Regions from separate parts of the Homo sapiens genome. Here region 1 is linked to region 2. The links are chromatin loops, found by intact Hi-C in ENCODE. Cell type or tissue: Caco-2. All regions are shown on one strand. Links, peaks and the distances in the headings refer to the core of each region. The heading gives the core; the rest is flanking DNA.

What was found. A loop is a pair of places that touch in the nucleus more often than their neighbours do. Peaks named below come from ENCODE experiments on the same cell type or tissue, not always from the same donor. Only the 100,000 strongest peaks of a DNase experiment are listed, where the experiment ranks them.
Region 1: it touches region 2 in a loop (15-fold over the local background); 1 of 110 quality-filtered maps calls a loop at or near these places.

The regions. Positions count from the first base shown.
Region 1 is chr14:36,978,363-36,983,755 of GRCh38, reverse strand. All of the region lies in intron 1 of SLC25A21 (solute carrier family 25 member 21), which reads left to right. Among named protein-coding and RNA genes, the nearest start is that of MIR4503, 29 kb to the right of the region's middle. In Caco-2, for the core only: no CTCF peak of the experiment used is centred there; a DNase peak (open chromatin) is centred at 3,105.
Region 2 is chr14:37,147,611-37,153,003 of GRCh38, reverse strand. The region is part of intron 1 of SLC25A21 (solute carrier family 25 member 21); the gene reads left to right. Among named protein-coding and RNA genes, the nearest start is that of SLC25A21-AS1, 22 kb to the left of the region's middle. In Caco-2, for the core only: CTCF peaks have their summits at 2,345 (motif pointing right) and 3,125 (motif pointing right); no DNase peak of the experiment used is centred there.

The sequences.
Region 1 (5,393 bases), core at 335-5,334, 170 kb after region 2:
ACTTAACCATTCATGGACACAGGTTGATTCCATGACTTTGGTATTGTGAATAGTGGTGCAATAAACATTCGAGTGCAGGTGATTTTTGGTGAAATTATTTCTTTTCCTTTGGGTAGATACCCAGTCATGGGATTGCTGGATCAAAAGGTAGTTCTGTTTTAGTACTTTGAGAAATCTCCATACTGTTTTCTACAGGGGTTGAACTAACTTACATTTTCACCAGCATTGTGTAAGCATTCTCTTTTTTCCACATATTTTTTGTTTCTTTACTTTTTCATAATAGAGTACTGTAAATATTGGGGTAAGAAAAGTAGAAGCTTCTGAGGGGAGGTTTTTGACTGTTTTGTTTACTGCTGTATATTAGCACCTACACTAATGTCTGGCATATAGTAGGTACCCAAATGTATTTGTGAAATAAATGAATCAGAAGCATAACAGAAAGACTATGATTCCTTCCTCCCATATCTAATTTTAGAATAAAAGTAAGTGAAAGAAAGAAGCAGTGCTCTGAGAGTGAACCCAGGAATATGGACTACTCATTGAAAATGCACTTCGTAAGTGTATGCTATCTAGAACATCTTTATATCATGTTTCAGGGTTTTGTATTCAAGACTCTTAAATGTCAAGTGAAGAGAAAAGTAACTTTTCTTTTTAAAAACTTTATAGGATTAATGTCTAGAGATAGTTAATATCAAATGAAAGGCCAACTGTTAATTTTGGAGCATTATTCAATCATACTTTATGGTTATTAGCCATTCCTTTAGCCTATTTTGAAAAAACTCAAAGGAAATTATTTTTAATCTTTAATTTAGGCTTGGGAAAGTAAAGTAGGACAAACAAGTGTGTTCCTCTTGAAACACACTTGAAGAGGGATATTATTTAGTAAGATATATCTGCATTAGCCTTTTGTTTTGTTTGTTGTTGTTGTTGTTGTTTTTTGTTGAGATGGAGTCTCACTCTATGGCCCAGGCTGGAGTGCAGTGTCGCCGTTTTGGCTTACTGCAACCTCTGGCTCCCAGGCTCAAGCGATCCTCCCATCTCACCCCCAGAGTAGCTGGGACTACAGGTGTGTGCCACCATGCCCAGCTAATTTTTGTATTTTTGATAGAGACAGGGTTTTGCCATGTTGGTCAGGCTGGTCTTGAACTCCTGAGCTCAAGCAATCCATCTGCCTTGGCCTCCCAAAGTGGTGTGATTACTGCACCCGGTACAGCCAATTAAAAAAAAATCAGTCCACCTAATAAATACTAAAACCTTTCATGGTTAAAAATTCTACTGCTTAGATGGCCCTGTGCTTATTTTTAAAATTTTGTTCTTTGTTCCATGTGTGCGAGCCCCAACAGGATGAAAAGGAGGTTACTATGTGGTGATATTTGAATAATATTTTACTATTTTTGTACACTGCAGGTTTACTCATTAAGGAATGTTCACATTAAGAATGTTAGTCATAATACACAATGAATAATTTGGATTCTCAATGAGTCACACTTTCTGTGATGGAATATTTTGAAATAACTTCCTCATAGCATAAAACTTATTTGAAAATGAGTTTAAAATCTGTTCTATAGTTTGATTCTATTCTGAAATCTGTTCTATAATTTGGTGCTGAACTTTTACTTGTAAATAATGAGATCACATCATGTTGACAGTAATAGATACTCTCCATGTTTTGCAAGAACTTCCCAGATATTTGACTATATGGGATCACTATAGTCATACCTTAAAGGACACAAAATCATAGGCATGGCCAATGGAAAACTTAAGCGTGTTGTGTGCATGACACCAAAACAATCATTCAGTTCAGTATAATTGTGAGGATTAAAATCAGTAGATACATCAACTCGCCTGTTAGGTATTGAGTGGATCAAATAATTCAACAGTTTTTTATTTATTTTTTTAATTTAATTTTATTTTTATTATTATACTTTAAGTTCTAGGGTACATGTGCACAAGGTGCAGGTTTGTTACATATGTATACATGTGCCATGTTGGTATGCTGCACCCATTAACTCGTCATTTACATTAGCTATATCTCCTAATGCTATCCCTCCCTTTTCCCCCCACCCCACGACAGGCCCCAGTGTGTGATGTTCCCCACCCTGTGTCCAAGTGTTCTCATTGTTCAATTCCCACCTATGAGTGAGAACACGCGGTGTTTGGTTTTCTGTCCTTGCGATAGTTTGCTGAGAATGATGGTTTCCAGCTTCATCCATGTTCCTACAAAGGACATGAACTTATCCTTTTTTATGGCTGCATAGCATTCCATGGTGTATATGTGCCACATTTTCTTAATCCAGTCTATCATTGTTGGACATTTGGGTTGGTTCCAAGTCTTTGCTATTGTGAATAGTGCTGCAATAAACATACGTGTGCATGTGTCTTTATAGTAGCATAATTTATAATCCTCTGGGTATAGACCAAGTAATGGTATGGCTGGGTCAAATGATATTTCTAGTTACAGATCCTTGAGGAATCGCCACGCTGTCTTCCACAGTGATTGAACTAGTTTACAGTCCCAAGAGCAGTGTAAAAGCGTTCCTATTTCTCCACATCTTCTCCAGCACCTGTAGTTTCCTGACTTTTTAATGATCACCATTCTAACTGGTGTGAGATGGTATCTCATTGTGGTTTTTGATTTGCATTTCTCTGATGGCCAGTGATCATGAGCATTTTTTCATGTGTCTATTGGCTGCCTAAATGTCTTCTTTTGAGAAGTGTCTGTTCATATACTTTGCCCACTTTTTGATGGGTTTGTTTGATTTTTTCTTGTAAACTTAAGTTCTTTGTAGATTCTGGATATTAGCCCTTTGTCCGATGGGTAGATTGTAAAAATTTTCTCCCATTCTGTAGGTTGCCTGTTCACTCTGATGGTAGTTTCTTTTGCTGTGCAGAAGCTCTTTAGTTTAATTGGATTCCATTTGTCAATTTGGCTTTTGTTGCCATTGCTTTTGGTGTTTTAGTCATGAAATCCTTGCCCATGCCTATGTCCGGAATGGTATTGCCTAGGTTTTCTTAAATCAGAGCGCCTCTTCTCCTCCAAAGGAATGCAGCTCCTCTCCAGCAATGGAACAAAGCTGGACAGAGAATGAGTTTGATGAGTTGAGAGAAGAGATGAATGGCTAACTAGAGTAAACAGCATAGAGAAGACCTTAAATGACCTGACAGTGCTGATAACCATGGCATGAGAACTATGTGACACTTGCACAAGCTTCAGTAGCCAATTCGATCAACTGGAAGAAAGGGTATCAGTGATTGAAGATCAAATGAATGAAATGAAGCGAGAAGAGAAGTTTAGAGAAAAAAGTAAAAAGAAATGAACAAAGCCTCCAAGAAATATGGGACTATGTGTAAAGACCAAATCTACATCTGATTGGTGTACCTGAAAGTGACAGGGAGAATGGAACCAAGTTGGAAAACACTCTTCAGGATATTATCTGGGATAACTTCCCCAACCTAGCAAGGCAGGCCAACATTCAAATTCAGGAAACACAGAGAACACCACAAAGATACTCCTCGAGAAGGGCAACTCCAAGACACATACTTGTCAGATTCACCAAAGTTGAAATGAAGGAAAAGATGTTAAGGGCAGCCAGAGAGAAAGGTCGGGTTACCCACAAAGGGAAACCCATCAACAGTTTTTTAACTGTCATTGTGTACACCCAGCCTGTACTTTCGTAAGTAAGCAGAGGATAAATAACAATATGTCAGTGACCTTAAGTCTTCCCTATAGGTAACTACTACTATCATTGAAGCACTGGACTAGGTCTGGGGACTAGGCACTGGACTAGGATCCTGTCCCTGCCCTTCAGGATTTTATATGGGCAGTGGCTTAAAAAATATGTTTTATTTAACTTGAGTCTCTGTGGTCTTACAAATTGCTGGATTATAGTTCTGCAGATCCTTTGCCCTGCAGAGGATACTTCTCTTTCTTTAGAAAGTCAGAAACAAAGATGAAAACACCATGATTAATTTACACACAAAGTTTTTAAAGGTGGGTTTTCAGGGTCCGGGTTTTTCTTCATGATCTGCTATTTATGTAACCAGTTAAAAAGTTGTTTATATTTAGACAGTGTAAGCAAAGTTTAAAAAATACTACCTTTGGCTGGGCATGGTGGCTTGCGCCTGTAATACCTGCACTTTGAGAGGTCAAGATAGGTGGATCACTGAAGGTCGGTAGTTCGAGACCAGCCTGGCCAATATGGCAAAACCCTGTCTCTACTAAAAATACAAAAATTAGCCAGGTGTGGCAGCGCACACCGGTAGTCACAGCTACTTGGGAGGCTGACGCAGGAGAATTGCTTGAACCCAGGAGGCGGAGGCTGCAGTGAGCCACTATCACGCCACTGCACTCCAGCCTGGGCGACAGAGCAAGACTTCATCTCAAAACAAACAAACAAACAAACAAAAACAGTAAAAAAAAAAACCAAAAAAACACTACCTTAATTGGTTATTTTGATTATCTCACAGTCTTCCATATTAATTTTTTACTGATTTTTGACTGACTTGTTTTTCAATATAGGAATATAAGCTATCAAGGCAAAGACCCCATTTTCTAGTTCGTTTGAGTAGCTCAAAGGACCAGGAAATTTCTTGAGTTTGACAAGGAACAGCATCATGCTGTCTAACCTGTTAAAGCATACTGTTGTCTTACAGTAAACTGTTTTTTTTGATACAGGGTCTTGCTCTGTCTTCCAGGCTGGAGTGCAGTGGTGCCATATCGGCTCACTGCAGCCTCAACCTTCTGGGCCCAGGTGATCCTCCCACCTCAGCCTCCTGAGTAGCTGGGATTGCAGGTGCGTGGCAGCACGTCTGGCTAATTTTTGTATTTTTAGTAGAGACAAGGTATTGCTATGTTGCCCAGCTCAGTAAACTTTTTTTGAAGACTTAGAACAGCGGGTTGATATTAGCACTCCTAGCAATGTGCCTGATTTAGAGTCGGTGAATGGCTTAGGTACTGAGATCATCTGACTCTTCAAAGGGCATTAACTTCTAATCTACTTGAGAGTAACCAAGTCTAAATGGTATACAATATGCAAAACAAAATCCTCCAAGTTAAGTAATTATAGTATTTTAGAACATACTAAAACTATGTGAGTATTTAATTATTGTAAAGTTTTATATTATATTAGATTTTATACTCTATTTTGAGGCAGGAGTATCATCATAAAATAGAATTAAGTACAGGCATACCTCGTTTTATTGTACTTTGCTTTGCCATGCTTTGCAGATACTGAGTTTTTAGCAAATTGAAGGTTTGTGGCAGCCCTGTGTCCAGCATGTCTATCAGTGCCATTTTCCTAGCAACATGTACCTACTTCGTTAGCATTTGTTAGCAATAAAATATTTTTAATTAAGATATGCACATCATTTTTTTAGGCATAACACTATCACAC
Region 2 (5,393 bases), core at 341-5,340:
ATGCTGCCTCTTTTCCTCCTTCCCCACTTTTGGTGTTTCCTGTCTCTTCTGTGTTGAGCATCAGCATTCTGTCTTGGATAACGTATTTGAAGTGTGACTGTCTATATACTATTCCAGTTCTTCTAAGTAGAGCCAGAAAATCCTACTCAACCATCTTGAACCTTTCTCCCCTATTTGATTAGTCTTCTATTGTCTCCACTTTCCCTTTCCTCAAAAATTGATATTCTACATGTTTGTAAGTTTTTTGCTTTACACAGTCTTTTAAAAATTTATTTTAAATTCATTTTATTTAGTTTTTTTCTTCTTGTGTTTTACACATTCTAACTCCCCAAACAAACCCATCCACTCTTTGGCTTCAGTGTTGTCTGTTTGCAGGTGACTTCCAGAACTGTGTTTCTGACTTCTCTGCGCTCTGCAGGCTCACATTTTTAAGGTATATAGCAGAAATAAAATGAAATTAACTGGGCATGGTGGCAGGCGCCTGTAGTCCCAGCTAGTCAGGAGGCTGAAGCAGGAGAATTGCTTGAACCCGGAGCAGAGGTTGCAGTGAGCTGAGATTGTGCCACTGCACTTCAGTCTGGGTGAGAGAGCGAGACTCTGTCAAAAAAAAAAAAAAATTGAAATAAAATGAAATTGAGAGTCAGTGGACGCTAATGGTTTTCAAAGATGTTTCAGAGATATATTTTGAAACTAATATCAGACCTTCAAACAAATTATCATTTTCTCATTTCTATTTTGAGTTCAGTCTTTTCATTCATTCTTTTTGTCATCTTTAGAAGTCACAATGAACTTCCTGGGATATTTGTTTGGGTTGGGTAGATCCTTCCTAACTATCATAGTCAATAAGTATGATAAGATTTTAAAAAGTAAGATAAATCTTATCTTTTGAGTGCTAACATTTACTGAATGCTTACTATGTGCAAAGCATCTTACTTTGCTTAAATAATCTCTATTATTATTATTATTTTTGAGATGGGGTTTCTCTCTGTCGCCCACACTGGAGTGCAGTGAAGTGACCTCGGCTCACTGCAAACCCCTTCTCCTGGGTTCAAGCGTCTCTCTTGCCTCAGCCTCCAAAGTAGCTGGGATTACAGGCACATGCCACCCTGCCCAGCTAATATTTGTATTTTTAGTAGAGACAGGGTTTCACTATGTTGGCCAGGCTCGTCTTGAACTCCTGACCTCAAGTGATCTGCCCGCCTTGGCCTCCCAAAGTGCTGGATTCCAGGCATGAGCCAATTTGTAATTTCTTGAAGATGAGGAAAGTGAAGCTCAGAGAAATTAAATATCTTGTTCAAGGCTGATGACAGACACAGACTCAAACTCTGCTCTTTGCTTTCAAAGCTTGAGCTCTCATCCATTACTCCACCCTGCCTCTTAGTGTGCAGAATGAGAAATCAGGTAAGCAGCCCCTTCAAGTATTGCCCCCATAAGTCTTCTTTTTCTCTCTGGTTATGTTAAATACCACAGCTTTTTCTTGAACTTGAGTGTTAATGAACAAACAGGGTCTGCCCTTGTACAAAAGTCCATTTCTTGTTTTTGCAGATTTTTAAATGCCAGCCATAGCTTAAGTATGAAATTCTCCATATTAACCAGCAGTGCCTCTGTTGGCATTAATGCGGCATCTTTTTTTCTGCCAGATGCTACAGGCAATTGGTCAGGAAGTGGGCCAAGCCTCCACCCTCACGTATTGTTAACTGAATTCGCACACAACTAATAAGATACTGGTGTGACTCAGTAGAGTGAGAGCAACCCAAGAGTGGACAGGAGGGGCCTGTCTGAAAAAGGAGGGAATCTTAAGTCGCATGTAATTTAATGTCTGTAAAAACTAGAATAGACTACTGTAGGGAGAACGTATAGCCTCCTCTTTGGAGAAAGAAGAATGAAATTCAATAGAACTCGATAGAATTGGATGACACCTAAAATAGAATCATGGCCCAAAGTAATTTTGCAGAATGAAGAGAAAGAGAGAGAGAGAGAGAGAACCTACCAATGTGCTAATATTTCTTGAAAAGTTACCAATATTTATCGACCATCAAGTATGCCAAATCAGAATAATACAATTGTGAAAAACATTAGTTTTTGTTCTGATTGCTTGAGGCTTCTATTGCTGTTATTATCACTATCATTTTGGGGCATGATTGTAGAGGCAGGTTAAAGCACTTTGGAGTAAATTGCAAGATCCTCTCCAGAGATCTGAGAATGAGCAGCATTATTTTGGAGCGTCCGCCTAGGACAGCACATTTGATTGGCTAGTTTATCACAGTGGACATTTATATCTGAAACTAAGATTACTATTCTGTACTTGTGCAGACCTATAGATGGCGCTGTCTTCCTATAATTTTGGTGATTTGCTTTTTATTTTCTTTTTAAAAGGAAAAGCTTTCTGCAGATATAGTTAGATCTAGAAGTGTGTTAACTTCTGATTACATTCCACTATTGCAAAGCATCTTTGCCTTGCATAGATCATAGAGAATTCTACACTTGAAAAATACAGACTGTACTTTGGGAATTAATTTTTCTTTTAATTGTGATTCATACCTGTGTATGTATGGAAAAATGGGTTTATGTATATGAGTAAGAAAGAGGGATGGAAGAAACTGTTTTTATTTGTATAATATTTATTTTCTTTATGTTGGTTCTTGCCGTAAAATTTGAATTAGAGTCCTGGATAAAATAGAAATCATTGATAAGCTTAGGATAAATGTCATAATTTCTTGTAGATCTTAGAGATTACCTGAAACTCCTAGATTCCATAATTTTGTTTTTCAAAGTTATTAGGGCTAGGGTATGTATTATAGTCATAATAAATTATAAACATCTCTAAACAGGAGCTACAGTGCCAAACACGTAGGTTTTATTTATGTATCTGGGACTCAAATGCCATTTCTTGTTTTAATTCAGTGGCCTTTAACATAAGAAATTGGGTATATGTATGAATAATAATTTTTCTTGAATGTAAGTTCTAAACAGGATTTTTTTCCTTCAACCCTACTCCTTCTGTAAGGAAAAAGTTTTAAGTATGATACATATTATGTTGTGGATTTGGTTTATGAATGGGAAATGCCAGAAGTGCTTGCTTCTGTAATCAAACTTTAACCACAAGATGGCAGTATAACTTTCCCATGTCTTTAAAAAATTTTTAAATAATTACTAAATTAAATTATTTTTTCTCTCTTAATGAGAAATGTATACAGCTAAGGGATTTCAAGATAGTTCTAAGGAGGATGAATATTGAAGGTACTGTACTAAATATAAGAAATATTAAAGACTATTTAGTGATTATTTATTTATTTTTTGAGTCTTGCTCTGTGAGTCAGCCTGAGTCTGTGCCCAGGCTGGAGTTCAGTAGTGCTGTCTCAGCTCACTGCAACCTCTGCCTCCCGGTTTAAGCGATTCTGCTGCCTCAGCTTCCTGAGTAGCTGGGACTACAGGCGCCCACCACCATGCCCAGCTAATTTTTGTATTTTTAGTAGAGATGGGGTTTCAGCTTCCCAAAGTGCTGGGATTGCAGGTGTGAGCCACCGTGGCCGGCCCTAGCGGATTTTTTTTTTGATGGAGCAGTTTTTAGTTGCCCTAAGAAAACATTTAATTTATATTCTGTAAAGTTGAAATAGGAATATGATATGAAAATGGTAAGCAACTTTGTTTTACAGAGCAATATAGTTTCATTAGGTTTGCCTCATAAAGCATCAAGAAAGTGACAGTAGATTTTCTGTTTCTTTCATGTGTTCATGGACATCTGCATTGGTGTATACCTTGTATTTTGAGCTCATAGCTGGAGATTAGAAGTTCAACAAGAAGCAAGGAAGGGAAGAAAAAGAGAAAAGTAGAGGCACTGGCATCTAAGTTAAAAAAAAACAGTGGTGATAATGATGTCTATGTGATTCTTGTTGGCTTCATATCTTCCATAGTCAAAAAATGGATCATCTAGGCAGGCACAGATAGCTCACGCCTGTAATTCCAGCATTTAGGGAGGCCAAAGTGGGGAGAATTGCTTGAGCCCTGGAGGTTGAGGCTATTGTGAGCCATCATTTGTTCATTCAATTTGGATATTTAAATAGCCGTCATCCAGCATTATATATACTGATAATGTTTTCATTGGTATGCTTACATAATATGTAGTATTCCATTTCACTCTGCAAAGAGGCTTTTCACAAGCATCTATTTTACTTTTCCTTGATTTTTTGTTATTAGTTTAAAAGAGTGCATTGGATCTATTTCTTGTTTTTTAAGTCTTATGAAGAGTGAGCCCCTCTAAGGAAGAGACCAAGTCATGTTTATTTTGTATCTCCAGGCCTACCACAGTGCTTTGAATATAGTAGCTGCTCAATAAATGTATATTTATTCAATGCATTTGCCACAAAGCAATTCAATTTCATTGAGACCTGTTTTGCTTATATATCCCCATGTAACCATATAGAAATATGGCAGAAGTAAAGAAAATACCTTCTGATTTAGACGTCAAATACTTTGACCTCTTTCATAGCATCTTATTTTACTGATGGTGGAGGGAATGTTTCTTGTAGGAATCATAGTTTCTCAGAGCAACAATGAAGACAAAACATCTGTGTTTTGACCTATGGTGTATCTAAATGAAGATGATCTCATGCTAAATAGTATGATTTGCTTTCTATAATAGAAATCTGACATACAATCAATATAAAATATACAATGTGTAGCTACACACAAAAATATTTTTTACCTTATAAACTCAAGGACATCTTTTACTTTGCATTATTTATATAAGTTAGAAATATATGACAGTATATATAAAATCACATTTGCGGGCAAGTTGAATGAAAAAAGACTCACAGTTACCATATGTAGGAAAAACATATAAGCAAAATACATAAGGAAAATAAGGGCTGGGGGTGGTGGCTCATGCCTGTAATCCCAGCACTTTGGGAGGCCCAGGTAGACCGATCACTTGAGGTCAGGAGTTCGAGACCAGCCTGACCAACATGGAGAAACCCCGTCTCTACTAAAAATACAAAAATCAGCCAGGTGTGGTGGTGAGTGCCTGCAATCCCTGCTACTCGGGAGGCTGAGGCAGGAGAATTGTACCCGGGAGGCGGAGGTTGCAGTGAACTGAGATCACATCACTGCACTCCAGCCTGGGCTACAGAGTTGAGACTCTGTCTCAAAAAAAAAAAAAAGAAAAGAAAAAAAAGAAAAAGGAAATATAGTTACCATGTGTGAGAAAAAGTGTGGTCTCATGTAATGCCCTAAACATATATGTCATGTTTCAAAAATCTGTAGTTTTAGGTGAGTTTGAGGTCAGAATGCATTTCCCCCTAGAACAATGTTATGCAATTCATGGGCAAGCCACAAAAATTTTCTTCCTTTTTTTTAAAAAAAAAAAAAAACCTGAAATAAGTGTGAAATACCAG